2 separate regions of the Homo sapiens genome follow, and region 2 is linked to region 1. Evidence: chromatin loops called from intact Hi-C (ENCODE). Cell type or tissue: lower leg skin. All regions are shown on one strand. Links, peaks and the distances in the headings refer to the core of each region. The heading gives the core; the rest is flanking DNA.

Region 1 (2,914 bases), core at 170-2,669:
CCTAAGGCTTGCTGGTATTTTAAGCAACAAGGTCTAAAGACAGAAGGGAGGAGACAGAGATGAATGCAGCTTTTAGCTACACTTCCCTTGTCAATAGTGATTGGAACAAAACAAGGAACAAGGAAAGAGCTGGTTGGAGTTGGTCTCCAGCGACGTACTAGGCAGTGCCCTGAACATGCATTTCCTCACTTTCCTTTCTGGTCAGCTGTAGGCCTCTGGTAAGGGAGCAAAGCCACTGCTTTTAGAGACTTCTTTTACTCCTTAGAGGGCTGGCTGCTTAGCTTAGTGAAACTGATGGTTATGCAATGTCACAGAAAAATGCTTATCTTATGAAAAAAATCAATGAAAAACTGAGACTTCACTTGTTTGTACTCTAATTATCACATATTTAAAAATGCTTCAAACCTGGGGAAAGAACAAATCAAAATACAGTTATTTGAGCTATGGTTGATTTATTTTAGATTGGCTATCTTCTAGGTTTCTGTTTTGTTTTGTTTTTGGCAAATGTGGTTACAATCCTTTTTTTAAATTTTTTTTAAGAGACAGTCTCACTATGTTCCCCTAAGCTGGAGTGCAATGGCACAATCTTGGCTCACTGCAACCTCCAACTGCTGGACTCAAGCCATCCTCCCATCTCAGCCTCCCGAGTAGCTGGGACTACAGGTGCATGCCACTACACCCAGCTAATTTTTTTGTATATTTTGTAGAGACGGGGTTTCGCCATGTTGCCCAGGCTGGTCTTGAACTCCTGGGCTCAAGCAATCTGCCCACCTCAGCTTCCTTCCCAAAATGCTGGGATTACAGGTATGATCCACCGCACCTGGCCATAGAATGCTTTTTATTTATTGATTTATTTTTCTTCAACTTTTAAGTTCAGGGGTATATGTGCAGGTTTGTTACATAGGTCAATGTGTGCCATGGTGGTTTGCTGTACAGATCATCTCATCACCTAGGTATTAAGCCCAGCATCCATTACCTCCCTCCCCCTGCACCCTCCTGACAGGCCCCAGTATGTGTTGTTCCCCCCATGTGTCCATGTGTTCTCATCGTTTTTTACAAAATAATTCTTTAAAAAGTTTAATTAATTAATTAATTTAGAGACCAGGTTATGAGACTGGCTATTTTTCGTATTTTTGGTAGAGACAGGGTATCACCATGTTGCCAAGGCTGCTCTCAAACTTCTGGGCTCAAGTGATCTACCTGCCTCCTTAAAGTGCTGGGATTACAGGCATGAGCCACTGCACCCAGCCTAGAATGCTTTTATAATGGAAAAAAAAAAAAAAAAGAACAATAATGCTATGAGGTTGGATACCTCAGTTTGGCAAAAGATGAGTCTTTTGGAGAAATAATTTGTAAGAATTCAAATACTACCATACCAGCTCTCATTTTTTTTTTCATGACAACTAGGTAAAAAGCTTAATTTTAATTCATAGACAGTCTTTAAAAACTCATTCCAGAATTCAAGCCTTTCCAAGAGACGGCATTTGGTGACTTGGACCACAAGCATCTTTTTCTTCCTCTTTGTCAAAAGGCAGAGATGAGAAAAGCATCTTTATTATTATTAATTCTTTCTTGCTTTTCAACCTGCTTTCATGTGCATAGAGCTTTATTCTTGTACTGCTTCACAAGGTCAGGAACAGAAGTGTTCCACTGTCCGCCTCCACTTTACTGTTATGGAAACTGTGATACTGTGAGGCAACAGAATGAGTCCTAGATCCCGACTTCCACCCTTCTACCTAAAATTTTTCCTTAAGAAAAGAGCTAAAGTTCCTTCAAACCAACAAGCATTTATTGACTCCCTGCAGCTAACCATTTAGTGCTACCAAAAGCTGCTGGAAACTGAGAGTTAGTTGCATATGAGACACAGTTCACATCTCCGGTTCAGAAACAATCTTGCTCTGTTTGTCTGGCCCTGGTGACATCTCTTAGTCACCTCTCACTTTGGCTCTATGGACAGGATGTGTGTGAGGGCATTACTCACAGTTGGTGGGGAGTGGCCTTGCTAAACCGCTGTGAAATACCAGCAGTGCCTTAAAAACAGGAGCTCCCGAGTGCGTGCTACATCCCCAGGCCTTGCACAGTGCCTGGTACCCCATAAAACCGATGGACAATTACAGGGTATGGATTCTGCTCTTTAATGGTTTCATGTGGTGCTGTATAGTGACCATCTGCTGCTTTTGCATGCCCAGGTCCACTCTCCCTTCTCCTGGAAACTGTACTTTGTGGGTCACCCACACCTTCAGTGGATACAGCCCTGGTGGGAGTTGTCAATCACAGTGTCCTGCCTCCTCTGGCAAAGGATAAGCACATTACCTAAGTAAAGGCACTCAAATGCTCTTTCCCTGGAATTGGAATCATGGGCAGAGGACACAGAGTTCATTGATAAGTCTACTCATTAGTTTTGCTTCCTAGATCCCTAGAATTTTCCCCAATCTGCTGTTCTTTCTTCACCCCACTTCTTCAGTTTTTCCATGAATTCTAAGACCTATCCTGTCTTCCAATCAATTCCATTCATGCTTCAAGTAAGCAGAGTTATTTCTGTCACTGAAACCATGAAATCCAAACTCATACACCTTCGGACCAGTGCAGTGCATGCCAACACACCATAACTGGAACTCGTAGACATGTGGGTGAACTTCCAAGAGCTTCAGCCCCTTTTCTGGACATGAGGATGCGACGAACTATACAGAATTGTAACGAGAACTAATGAGACCATGTACACAAAGTTCCCAGCACAGTGCCTGACACAGAATAAGAGGTCAGTGAGTATTAGGTCCTCCTCCTTCTCAAGCAAGTTGATCATCTGATAATGATTGGAGAGACTCGACACAGCACTTCTTCTAAATAAACCTTCAGAATATAGGGATGGTCTTTCTGTGTCAAATACTTGGTTGTCAATCTCACTCTTTCAGAA
Region 2 (2,914 bases), core at 264-2,763, 100 kb before region 1:
TACTGCAACAAAGCCTAGACTATCCCGACTAATACATATTTTAAAACTTTTAAGATTATAAATGAGTGAATTTAAAGAAAATATTAACTACACAATGGTCCAGGACATAACAAAAATGTTTGAAAGTGATGCTCAAATGCCACCTAGTGCTTATAGTCTTAGAGTTAATTTTACAAAAGAGTGGAAAGTCACTCCCCTCCTCCTCTCACCAGGTTTCCCAAGAGACCTGGACCAGGCTAGGGTAAAGTGCAGCCCAGGGCTATAACAGAACAAAGTGAAATTGTAGTTTCAAGGATCAAATTTGCTGCCTTTTTGGCAACCAGCTGAATTAACTGACTCTAAAAAGCAGAAGCAGTATAATTAGAATCATTAGGAGTCCAGAGAAAAAGACTTAAAATTACCCACTTTTCCCTGGGTGGTATGACAAACTCTCACTGTCTTTGATTTTATGAAGCTCAGCTTTCCTACAGCCCTGTCACTCTACAGGTTGGAAGCGTGATTTCATACCACGTACTTCAAGGCCAACTTTTCCTTGTCCGGTCCTCATAGTCTCACGTGAAGTTTATGTTATTTGTTCATTCCCATTATGCTAGACAGACAATGGATGCACACATAGTTTTCATCTTGGGGATGATTTAGTAATGATCAAAAGTTATACTGTTTCAAAGTGGGAAGCAAGGTGCACAGACTCGCTTGCCTCCAGTTAATTTCTCTTCCTCAAAGAAAAGTCCGGATGGAAGGAACCTTGAGACTTAGATACATCTGGGGTGCTGTGACAAAGAAGGAAAAACACAAAACAAGTTATTAGGGAACCTGACTCCAACACTAGTTCAGCTGTTTGGCTTTGAGCAAGCCCCCTTGCCTCTCTCTGCCTGTGTTTTCCATCTTTAAAATAGAAATATCAACAGTTACCTTAGCCAGGTGACTTGCAGTGATGTGGAGGCAGATGATAGACACGGCACTGCTGTGAAAATCGCATGACCAGCAGCTAACACACCGTGAGTTCTGGGTTCTCACCACGTAATGTACTCTGTGCTGGGCACTTTTCATACTTCTCATTTAATCCTCAGAACAACATATGCAGAAATTGCACTATTATCCCCTTTCTTTTTTGTTTTTGTTTTTATTTTTGTTTTTTTGAGACAGAGTTTCATTCTTGTTAACCAGGCTGGAGTGTAATGGCACCACCTCAGCTCACTACAACCTCTGCCTCCCGGGTTCAAGCAATTCTCCTGCCTCAGCCTCCCAAGGAGCTGGGATTACAGGCATGCACCACCACACCCAACTAATTTTTTGTATTTAGTAGAGACGGGTTTCACCATGTTGGTCAGGCTGGTCTCGAACTCCTGACCTCAGGTGATCCACCTGCTTCTGCCTCCCAAAGTGCTGGGATTACAGGCATGAGCCACCACACGTGGCCTAACCCCTTTCACAGATGAGAAAACCAAGACTTAGTTGGATAGGGTCAGTCGCTTCCTAGAAGTCACTCAGTTACCAAGGGGTAGGGCCAGAACTCAAAGTCAAGTGCCAGTGGCCTTGGAGATGGGGCCCATTCGAATCCCTGCCCCTCAAAGCAAGGTGTGGCTTGTTATCAAGTCTGGGTCTGGCTTCTCTGGACTGTGACACAGCCCCCTGTTTTGAAACTCCATTTTTCCACACGGGGTTAATCCAAAGAGCCTGCTGGGAGAAGAGAGGCGGCCGCAAGCCCTGCCAGCATGTTACACGCTGCTTAGCAACCGGTGAAAACAAGCAGGAAGGGAAAATGAGCCTCAGGCTGCCGGGGAGGAGTGAAGAAGGGGGAGACTTTGGTCCCTGCCTAATCTGGTTGGGTTTGTGCCGCGATGGGCATGCGCTAATCTGAATGCTTTCCCCTTAGTGTTACCTGGTCCCTGTGCTGAGGAGATGCCAGGACCAACAAGGAAGATAGAAAATGAAAAGACCTCATGACCTAAGTTCAACCTCCACCTTAGCATTTAGGCTGCCTGTAGAAGGTGTGTGCAGGCACCAGCCCTCGAAGGGCCTGGAGATAAGCCAGAAAAAGAGCTCAGTTCTCCAAAGCCACTGTTGACTGAGCCCCTGAGAGAAGACAATTTCAAATGAATAAGAAAGCCTTGATAAAGCTCCGCCCATCCAGGAAAGAAAGTAGGGGAGAATTTCAGACTTCCAGCTAAAAGGTTGGAGGTTACAGTAACCTCCAGCTTGCCCAGGATATCTTTCTTTTGCTTGAGTAATTTCAAAACATCTCAAAATCTCACAGAAATCTTCATGCCTAAAATCTATCTATGCAGTAGGGGCCACTTCATGAAAAGTAATTAATCACATGACATTTTGATTAATGTAAGGAATTTGAGGAATGTGAGTTTCAGGAAGGTGAGAATGTCTTCTCAAAGGAGTTCTCTAACGGAAATAACAAGTAATGTACCATTAATGGAAGACCAGCATATCTGGAAACCAGTGTGTTCCTTGCCACTAACTGCCTGTATGTCTTTAGGGATGCCATTTATGTATTCTCTCATCACACATCTAAAGAACCAGGCTGGGGGAAAAGATACAATGGCCCTGTCTGGCCCTGGGGTTGCTTAATGTCTCTGGGGAAGGCTGAGGCCTGAACAAGCCAGTAGCATTTAGCATGGTCCATGCACTGTGTGTCACCATGGGAAGGCATTATGGAGTTGCTGAAGCTCCAGTGGAATCCAGAGGATGAAGACAAGCTTGGCATGTGTAGAAAGGGGAGACAGGTATTGCGGGAGGAAGGAACTGCGTGCACTGCCTTGTGGGGGAGTGATGTGGAACTTCATGGATCAATGGGACTGGGGCACAGTGAGTTTGTAGGGATATAGCAGAAGATAAACCTGGACACGTAAGCCAAGCTCAGATTCATTCCATAGTGCATTCAACACATTGAGCCCCTACC

Evidence for each region. A loop is a pair of places that touch in the nucleus more often than their neighbours do. Peaks named below come from ENCODE experiments on the same cell type or tissue, not always from the same donor. Only the 100,000 strongest peaks of a DNase experiment are listed, where the experiment ranks them.
Region 2: it touches region 1 in a loop (2.1-fold over the local background); 3 of 110 quality-filtered maps call a loop at or near these places.

The regions. Positions count from the first base shown.
Region 1 is chr7:29,033,585-29,036,498 of GRCh38, forward strand. All of the region lies in intron 11 of CPVL (carboxypeptidase vitellogenic like), which reads right to left. Among named protein-coding and RNA genes, the nearest start is that of CPVL-AS1, 45 kb to the right of the region's middle. In lower leg skin, for the core only: no CTCF peak of the experiment used is centred there; no DNase peak of the experiment used is centred there.
Region 2 is chr7:28,931,786-28,934,699 of GRCh38, forward strand. No RefSeq gene overlaps it. Among named protein-coding and RNA genes, the nearest start is that of TRIL, 25 kb to the right of the region's middle. In lower leg skin, for the core only: no CTCF peak of the experiment used is centred there; a DNase peak (open chromatin) is centred at 1,712.